Linked DNA regions of Homo sapiens: region 2 is linked to region 1. Evidence: read pairs that join two places in POLR2A ChIA-PET (ENCODE). Cell type or tissue: PC-9. All regions are shown on one strand.

What was found. Peaks named below come from ENCODE experiments on the same cell type or tissue, not always from the same donor. Only the 100,000 strongest peaks of a DNase experiment are listed, where the experiment ranks them.
Region 2: POLR2A ChIA-PET joins it to region 1 with 10 read pairs; 2 of 35 experiments call an interaction of 5 or more read pairs at or near these places.

What each region holds. Positions count from the first base shown.
Region 1 is chr4:8,448,827-8,453,826 of GRCh38, reverse strand. It overlaps TRMT44 (tRNA methyltransferase 44 homolog), which reads right to left. Exons shown (of 11, transcript NM_152544.3): 3 at 3,939-4,158; 4 at 1,799-1,867; 5 at 838-945. Among named protein-coding and RNA genes, the nearest start is that of TRMT44, 11 kb to the right of the region's middle. In PC-9, no CTCF peak of the experiment used is centred here; a DNase peak (open chromatin) is centred at 2,126; H3K27ac peaks cover 1,259 bases.
Region 2 is chr4:8,180,781-8,185,780 of GRCh38, reverse strand. It overlaps a transcript of SH3TC1 not described here. Among named protein-coding and RNA genes, the nearest start is that of SH3TC1, 16 kb to the left of the region's middle. In PC-9, no CTCF peak of the experiment used is centred here; a DNase peak (open chromatin) is centred at 2,200; H3K4me3 peaks cover 257 bases; H3K27ac peaks cover 1,571 bases.

The DNA of each region.
Region 1 (5,000 bases):
AGTTTGGAACCATCAATATTGGGCTGCAGGTTCCAGCTGTTGCCCCCTAGCAGGAAGTGGCTAAGCTGGCCATCATATCATGGGGTAATGGCACCTGACGCGCTGGACGCACCAGGAGGGGTATAAGTTGCTGGCAGGAAGTTCCAGGCACAAGACACCCACCCCTACTGACCGTGCTACCTGGGCAGGTGCCGCTCTCAGCCCAAGAGTGCTTTCACTGCATCAGCTGAACATCCAGAAAATAAGGGCAAAACCCAGTACCACACACCACACTGTTCCATACTGTTGTCTGTGTATACATGACTGGCCGTCCGAGCCAGAACTGAAGCTTCTCTTATTTGTTTTTCTTTTTTTTGCAGAGATGGGGTTTCACTATGTTGCCCAGGCTGGTCTCAAACTCCCGGGCTCAAGTGATCCACCCGCCTCGGCCACCCAAGTGTTAGGATTGCAGGCGTGAGCCCCGTGCCTGGCCTGAAGCTTCTCAAGTGCAGAACCTGCCTTGCTTTTTATCTCCCTCCAGCTCCTTGAGATGGTGGGTTTCAAAAGAAAAATCTGACAGCAAAAAAACATCCATGCTACCCAAAGCCTGTCATTTTATAGGTCCATGCCGGGGCCCGGGGACTTCCTCTTAGGTCCAATGAGATCACCACGTTTCCCTTGTTTTAGGAGCTGTTTGTTTATCAGATTAACAGAAATTTATAAGTCTCTACCTACTCTGATAGCTGGCTGACTCCAAATCCAGGCTGTATCAGCAGAAAAAGATGTCAGTGAACCCTGTGCCTGACTTGAGGAAACTCTGGACAAGTTACCAGAAAAGGTGATGGAGCCGGGCCTTACCCCCTCACTGCTCAGGATGTGGACCAGGAGGCCATTTCCACATCCCAGGTCCACAAAGGACTGCCTGGCAGTTAGTCTCCTCTCAGCCCTTTCTTCTTCCCATAGAATCTAAGTGAAGAGAAAAACAAAACAAAGTCAGGTGGTAATTCACTCTACGCAAGAATAATTTAGACACAAACTGGTCAAAGAAAACTCTGAGTGAAAGGAAACTTGAAATCATCTACACTAAACATTCTTTTTTTTTTTTCTTTTTTTGAGATGGAGTGTTGCTCTTGCCGCCCAGGCTAGAGTGCAATGATGCAATCTCTGGTCACTGCAACCTCCGCCTCCTGGGTTCAAGCAATTCTCCTGCCTCAGCCTCCCCAGTAGCTGGAACTATGGGCTCCTGCCACCACGCCTGGCTAATTTTGTATTTTTAGTAGAGACAGGGTTTCACCATGTTGGCCAGGCTGGTCTCAAACTCCTGACCTCAAGTGATCTGCCCGCCTCGGCCTCCCGAAGTGCTGGGAATTACAGGCTTGAGCCACCAAACCCAGCCTACTCTAAACATTCTTATAGATAAGTAAACCAAGATGATTAAATCAGAGGGCATGTCCAAATGTAGCCAGCTAGCGAGCCAGCTGAGGAAAGGGCTAGAAGGTTCTAGGCCAGGGCCGGAAGACACGTGTTCCTCAGTGCTTCCCTGTGCCAGCCGGTGCCTCCACGATGACTGCTGAGTGTGGACGTACAGTTCCGCCTGCAGGTCAAGTTGGAACCCGAGGTCAAGTTTCAACCCAAACTTGTTGTATACGCATCAAAAGGACCACATGAAGTCAAACCATTACACGAGAAACCAACCTTGGCCAGCAGAATTGTGAGCACCGGCAGTTATGGATTTGGAAAATGTCCTTCACTACAGGGAACATCTGCCTGTAGCAAACTCCACCCACTCCAGAGAAGCTGAGGTCGCTTACACCCTTACCAGCAGGTATGCTGCGATAGCCACATCTTCATACACGAACTTCTCAGGATCAGTGACTTCAGGCCACACCTAAAACAGTTTCAAGAGCAAACATAAATTGTTCGGTTTCCCCACCACCATTTCCCAATACTTTAAGTATCCCTATAAAGCATAAATCAAACTGGACTAATCGTACACTAAAATAGGAAACATAAGCTCAAAGGCAGGAATTCACAACTGGTTTCTTACAATAAAAGATTTACATAAAGAAACAAGGCATGCCAAGAACAATCCAATCCAAAGCAAGATTTCACAATCAACAGAATGTACCTAAGGCATTTAGCTGAGGCAGTGGACACAGAGGAAACACTTAGCTACACTGTGCTCATTGTCTATGCAGATAAGGGCAACAAACAAGGAAACTAGGCGTGGGAGTGAAACTAGGGCAGGGAGAGCCGCGAGCCACAAACTAGGAGACCAGTGCTCCAGCCCCTGGTCCATCAGTGGCTGCTGTCGCCCTACCTGTCAAACAGGGATAAAGCCATGCCTCAACTAACACACAGGATAATCAAGGTGCTCTGAAAACTGTAAAGCACTAGCTGTGCAAACATGAGCTCTCATTATTAAAATTAGTCATGTTCAGAACTGGCATTAGGCAAAACAGGAAAAACCAATGGCCAATGTTAAAAGTTGAAATTTCTATTTCCAGTCACAGCGCCTTAGACAATACAGATGAACCATCCCACTAGAAACAATTTCAAAAGCTGGAAAAACATAAAAAGTACCTTCTGGACGGTACCAAATAGCTAACAAGATGGCAAAGGACCACGAGGCCAGGATGTGGGAGGGAGCCCAGCCTCAGTCAGCCAACCCCGGGGACCCACAGGTGCTTCAGCAATAATGAAAGGTCACAGCTTTAAGCCTGTGACCTTTGGGGTGCTTTTGTTACAGAGCAAGACGTGACTGATTAAAAAAATACATGGAAGCCGGGCAGTGGCTCAAGCCTGTAATCCAAGCACTTTAGGAGGCCAAAGCAGGCAGAACACTTGAGCCCTGGGAAACATGGCAAAACTTTGTCTCTACAAAAAATACAAAAAATTAGCCAGGCATGGTAGCATCTGCCTGTGGTCCCAGCTACTAGGGAGAATCGCTTGAGCCCGGGAGGTTGAGTCTCCAGTGAGCCAAGATTGCACCACTGCACCCCAGCCTAGGCGACAGAGTGAGAGCCTGTCTCAAAAAAAAAAAAAAAAAAAAAAACATGGAAATGACAAATTGTGGTTACTCCTAGGACGGGGAGGAAGATGGGAACTAGGAAGAATAGTAAGTAGCTTTGACTCTACCAGCAATGCCTTCTGCCTTAAGCTGGGCATAAACACACAGATGTATTGGGGGAACCCGCCCCCAATTCGGGGTCCCTGACTTCCCGCAACACAGATGTTTCTTGTTATACTGTTTTTACATCTTAGATAGAAAGTTTAAGCACATGTTATTATGAAATGTATCTCCTTTTGGGAACTGCTCTTTTGTATTTTAACTTTTCACATATTTTCTTAAAATATATTTAAGTTTATACAAAGAATTATGGTAATTTAGCCATTTTTTTTTTCAAGGTTCCATTACTTTTCAATTAAATATTTCCCTTTAGGTCTCTTGAAAACAAATAATATACAAGTAAAGATCAATCCTTTTCCATTATATATCTGTCTATGTTTTTGTTGTGTGCACCCCTAAGTATGTCAAAGTACAGCCTGCAACAGGAAAAACAATTTTACCTGGAAGAGTTTGATTATTTTACCTCATGTAAATTAAGGGTGAGCTGGACACGGTGGCTCACACCTGTAATCTTAGCACTTTGGGAGGCCAAGACCAGTCTGGGCAACATGGTGAAACCTCATCTCTAATAAAAATACAAAAAATTAGCCAGGCGTGGTGGCATGTTCCTGTAGTCCCAGCTAGTCCAGAGGCTGAGGCAGGAGAATCTCTTGAACCCGGGAGGCAGAGGTTGCAGTGAGCCAAGATCACACCACTTCACTCTGGCCCTTTTTTTTGGGGGGGTGACAGAACAAGACTGTCGCAAAAAAAAAAAAAAAAAAAAAAAAAGAAAAGAAAAGAAAAGAAAATCATGAAGGGGGAAAAATCAGATATTCTCCACCAGAATTACCTTAACCATTTCCTTATACTTCTCTTTAAGTTCCTGGTAAGCCTTGCTATACTTCATAATGGAGATGAGGGAAAGGGTGCTTTTAAAGTCACTCTTCTTGTTCTCTACAGACCACTTGGCCAACTTGGCCAGCAACTCTTCTCCAAGCCACGTGGGTTTGGGATACACGATTCCATCTGAATGCCATCTTTCTGGACAGAAAATTAAAACAGATATGAACCTTTAAAAATAAGAGAAATATGAATAAGCACAGATATGTTCAATTCTTATTTTAAAATTATCTATTTATTTACCTAATGAAGAAAACAGAAGCTAAGACATCTATATTACCAAAAACATAAAACGAACTAGAACTAGTTACAGAACTTTCATCTAATAGAGAAAAACATGTAAAAAGCACAGAGAATCCCTCTTTTCTTGCAAACTTTGTTAAGGATATATTTACACACTGCGAAGCCCCTGAGGCGGCTGAACAAATAAAGGCCTCTCTCCTGCTGCTTCATGCACAAGGAGCCAGAGTCTAAGCGTCCAAGGATTTTCCTAACATTTCTATTCTTTACCATTTTCACAGGTGCAACTCAAATGAGTATACTGGCTCACCGAATAGCTACTTGCCAGAAGGCGAAGTGCTCAGCCACAGAGATAAAGGCTGCTGTGCATTTTGCCGGCTTATTTTGTCTTTCACATGTCTTCTGCCATCAGAAGGTTCATGACAGTGGGGGGCTTCTGTCTGTCTTGCTCACTGCTCCGCCCCCAGGTCCCAGCAGTGCTGACACATAGCAGGCACTGTTCATGGATGCATTCAATAAATGAGGAAAAGCTCACAATCCTTGGGAGGACTGGCGGGACAGATACAAACCCAGATAACAATACACTGTCCAAGGGCTGCGTTTGGGGCAGCACAGGGAAGGGGAGGGCATTAAGTTTGCTGGGCAGATGAGAGAAAGCTACGATAAAAGTGACATTCAACGGACATTCCTAAGAACAAGCAGATCCCAGCCACTGGGTGAGCGGGGCAGAGCCGGAGGGCCTCACAAGTGTGCTGAGGGCGCGGCAGCAGCA
Region 2 (5,000 bases), 270 kb after region 1:
CAGGGTACGTGGTTGTCCATACAGCTTATTTCTAACAGCAATGCCTTGGAGGTAACCTGGGTGTCCGATAAACCACACTGCAGCCACACAACAGGTAGCCAGCAGCTGTGATACAGAAGCAAGGCTTTCTCTGAGTGCCAACAAGGAAAGATCCCTGAGACGTATTAAGCAGAAAAAAGCAAGCTTCAGAGTGTCTGCTCCATTTTCTGTCTGAAAGTGGGGTTAGGATGCGTTCGCATCTGTTTGCACTTGTGAAAAGAAACCGCAGGAGGATGAATGCATTGGCAACAGTGGGGAGCTGAGTCGGTGAGCCACAGGGGAGTTCTCGGTGCTGAAACTATTCTGGATGATGCTGTGATGACAGATACATGACTCCATTTCCCAAAAGACATTGAACTTTACAGCACAGGGAGCCTTAATGTGTGCGCTTTTTTTGTTTTTTTTGAGACGGAGTTTCGCTCTTGTTGCCCAGGCTGTAGTGTAACTGCTCAATCTCGGCTCCCCACAACCTCCGCATCCCGGGTTCAAGTGATTCTCCTGCTTCAGCCTCCTGAGTAGCTGCGACTACAGGCACCCGCAAACACTCCTGGCTAATTTTTGTATTTTTAGTAGAGATGGGGTTTGATCATGTTGGTCAGACTGGTGTCGAACTCCTGACCTCAAGTGATCCACCCGCCTCAGCCTCCCAAAGTGCTAGGATTACAGGTGTGAGCCACCGCACCCTATGTACGCAAATCATATTTTAAAGAAAAAAAAAAAAAAGAACAAACCTAGGCAGACAGGGGACTCCCAGGATGAATGTGAAATGTGACAAAACAATTAACTGTATCACAAATGTATACGACAATCTCATGAGATTGACAAAACAATTAACTGTATCACAAATGTATACGACAATCTCATGAGATTGACAAAAGAATTAACTGTATCACAAATGTATACGACAATCTCGTGAGATTGACAAAACAATTAATAACTGTATCACAAATGTATACGACAATCTCACTGAAGTGAGAGGAAGAAAGTTCCACTAAGTCTGTGAAACTGAAGGCAAAAGGAGCCCCACAGATGCATTCCACTCTGGCTGATAAAGTTGCTTTCCAGCCGGCCACAGTGGCTCATACCTGTAATCCCAGTACTTTGGGAGGCTGAGGCGGGAGGATCACGTGAGCCCAGGGGTTCGAGACCAGCCTGAGCAACATGATGAGACCCTGTCTCTAGAAAAAATAAAAAATTAGCTGGGTGTGGTGGCATGTGCCTGTAGTCCCAGCTACTCAGGAGACTAAGCCAGGAGGATTATTTGAGCCAGGGAGGTCGAGGCTGCAGTGAGCCATGCTCACACCACTGCACTCCAGCCGGGGCACAGAGCAACAGCCTGTCTCAAAAAATTAATGAATAAAGTTGCCTCCCACAGGGGTATGGGTCAGCCATTCTGATACTTCCGTACATGTAGACTGGAACAGAACTGTTAAGTCAATGGATGGCTAATGGTGAAAGCCAGGTGTCTCAATGTTGGAGTGGGCGGTTACAGATTGCTGGTGGGGCAGAGCTGGAATCCACTTAGTAATAATGGATTTGAGTTGGAGACGTCAGTATGAACTCACATTTAACCTAATAGAGATACAGATATTGCATCTAGGCATACTTAGAGACATGCATATATACATGGTTGGTGTACACATATATGCCTTCATGCTCTGTCAGCTGAGAGGGCCTAAAAGAAAAGACACACGGCCAGGCGCAGTGGCTCATGCCTGTAATACAGCACTTTGGGAGGCTGAGGTGGGCGGATCATGAGGTCAGGAGTTCGAGACCAGCCTGGCCAACATGGTGAAACCCCGTATCTACTAAAAATACAAAAATTAGTTGGGCATGGTGGTGAATGCCCACCACCATGGACTTGCATAGGAGGACTAAATACAAAGTGGGGTCCTGGGTGGGATCCCGGGGCAGGCGAAGGCGTTAGGTAAAGACGAAGGAAATCTGAGTCAGGTGTGGGCTGCAGCTGGTAATCAGGCATTGGTGGTATTGGCTCATTAGTTATGACAAATGTACCATACCAAGGTGAGATGCTAATCATAGAGGCCGCTGGGTGGGGTTTTACGAGAACTCTCTGAACTGTCTTCCTGACTGTTTTGTAAATCTAAGAGGATTCCAAAGAATTCAGTCTATTAAAAGAAAAACAAACAAAAAGTCCCTGTAGGGTGGAACAAGTTTGATGAACTTTTAAGGCCCAAAGACACCCAAGCGTCACTGCGGGATCCCAGCCAAGCCTGGAGCCGCCTGCTTGGGTGGGGCTGCTTGCCATGGGCCTCAGGCCAGCCCGGGAGCCTCCCTGGGCCACGCCTCCCTCTACTGTACAGGGAGTGAGTTAATCACAGAGATGCGTGGGGCAGGGCCGGTTTCTGGTCATTGTTCCCACAGCACCAGGAAACCGAGGCAGGGCTTTGGAAGGGCATCCTAGCCCCAGGCGTGACCTGCCGTGGTCCTCAGCCAGTCCTGCCACCTTGAGCGCCGGCCTTCCTCTGTAAACGAGGGGGAGGATGAGGACGGGCTCCTTCGTAGTGAACAGAACTCGCCTGGGGCTGCTGCTGCCACAGAGGGCTCCAGACCATTCTATAGCCCCAGCGGGAGAGGGAGGCAAGGTCGCCAGGCGGATGGCATGCTGAGAAACTGAGGCTCACAGAGGCCCCACCCCTTGCCAGGGGCCATGGATCCCCCTCACCCCCAGGGCAGCCTCTCCTCTGCCCTCCTCTGGGTCAGGCCCCTGCGCCTCCCCACTGCCCCAACAGCCTCTGCGTCCAGTCCCTGCCTCCTTCAAAACCCACTCCCAAGTCCAGCCCTGAGAGAAGGCGGTCTCATCCCCAGTGGCAGGTGGGAACCCTGGCCCCATGAGGGGGACTGAGGCTTCGGAGATGCAGAGAGCCACTGGAACCCCTCTGAGACCCCTGGCACTGGTGTAGCAGGAGGGCAGGGGCAGCATGAAAGACACAGGGTGCAGGGGAAGACTGACTCTGGGCCCGCCCAGGGCTCCTGCGTCCTCCAGGGTCACCAGCATTGCACTGTTTCCATCAACTATGGCTGCTGGCCACATGCGGACACTGCCCTGGGCACCAACACCAATGCCTCATCTTACAGATGGGGAAACTGAGGCACGGAGGGTGGAATCACTCAGTGGCAAGCTGGGATCAGAACCCCTGGCCACAGCCTCTTGGCACCTCACCTTTCCACCAGGCACCCTGCCCGCCCAGTCGTCGGGATCCTGGGGAGACAGCACTCCCACCTCATCCTGCCACCCTGACAGCATCCAGCTCCACCCATCAGGCTATTGGCCCATTTCTCATACATGGGAACACCAGGCTGGCCCTTCGCCTGAAACCCCATTCGAGGCAGCACCCGCCCTGCTGCTTCTGGCCAGGTGAGTTTCGAGTTTTGGGTGCACCCTCCCCATGAAAACCCTCTCCGGCCTCACCTGTCTCGACAGGTGACACTGAGCATGGGGCTGAGGGCTTTAGCCTCGGCAGGGAGGGCTTTCCAAGCGCAGACCCAGCAAAATGCTCTGGAACTTACCCTGCCAGGGAAGGGAAGAGGGGAGGCTGGATCCCGGGCCCACCACCTGCTGCAGGGCCACAGCTGTTGCTATCACAGTTCCTCAGGACAGCCACACAGCCCAGCACCCTGTCCAGGCAAGAAGGTGCACATTTTTAGTGAGCCTGGCCTCTGGGCTCCAATCAGATGACCTGGGCGGCCGGCCTGGGTCATTGGCTGTGCTGCTGTGGCCTGCCTGCCCCACCCCACCCTGGGAAGGGCTTTCTCCTCCCTGACCTTCCTCCTCCTTATCAGCTGTCAGAACTGTTAGCTCTCCTGGGCCAGAATTCCCAAGCAGGGTGGGGAGGAGCCACCGCAGGGAGCTTGGCTGAGGCGCTCCTGGGCCGGTCCAGTCTGCCCAGGGCTTTGGGGGTTTCAGACCACCTCCCTGTTCCCTGCTCAGAGAGGAGAGAGGCTGGGCCCTAGGAACAGATTCCAGGCCCTGCTCTGCTGGGATGAGGAGAACCAGTCTCACCCAAGCCGGTTTCTGCAGCTGGGCCGTCACGGCAGCTAGCTGGGAGTCCAGTAAACATTTACTGAGCACCTATTTTGTGCCATAGGGCCCAGTGCAAGGCCAGCAAAGATGGGCAGGACCTCTCATGTGGTGCCCAGAGGGACTGGTCCCCAAACTCGCTCAAGATAGAGTCACCTGGGATGTCCTTAAAGATTCAGATTCTTGACTCGGGACCCCCTGTATCAGGATCTCCCAGAGTGGGGCCCAGAAATCTGGATTTTTAACAAGCTCCTAAGCGATGCTTGTCATCAGGTGACTCTGGGAACCTCTGTTCCAAACAGCACTCTTACCTTCAGATGCTCACCAGGGGCCTTGACAGACACAGGCACCCTGAACCCCCAGGAGCTGGGCACCGCCTTTGTGACTGGCTGTGTGACACAGGGCAAGTTTCTTAACCTCTCTGTGCCTCCCTTTCCTGGTGTTTGTGCTGGAAGAACAATAGGTAGTTGGCCTACTTCATCGGGTATTTATGAGGAATAAACGAGTTAATCAACATTCAGGGCTTAAAACAATGACCTACACACAGAGACACACACACACAGACACACATGTGCGCACATGCATACACATACATGCACGCACACACATATGCACACATACACACACGTGTGCACATACATATACCCATATACACATACACACAGGTGCACTCACACACACACGTATACACATACACACAGAGACATATGTACACACAGAGACACATGCACACATGCATACACATACAAGCACACACATACACATAAACACAAGTGCACTCACACACATATATACACATACACATGTGCACACAGACACATGGACACACAGATACATGTGCACATATACATACACATACATGCATGCACACACATATACACATACACACATGTGCACATACCTACACACATACACATAC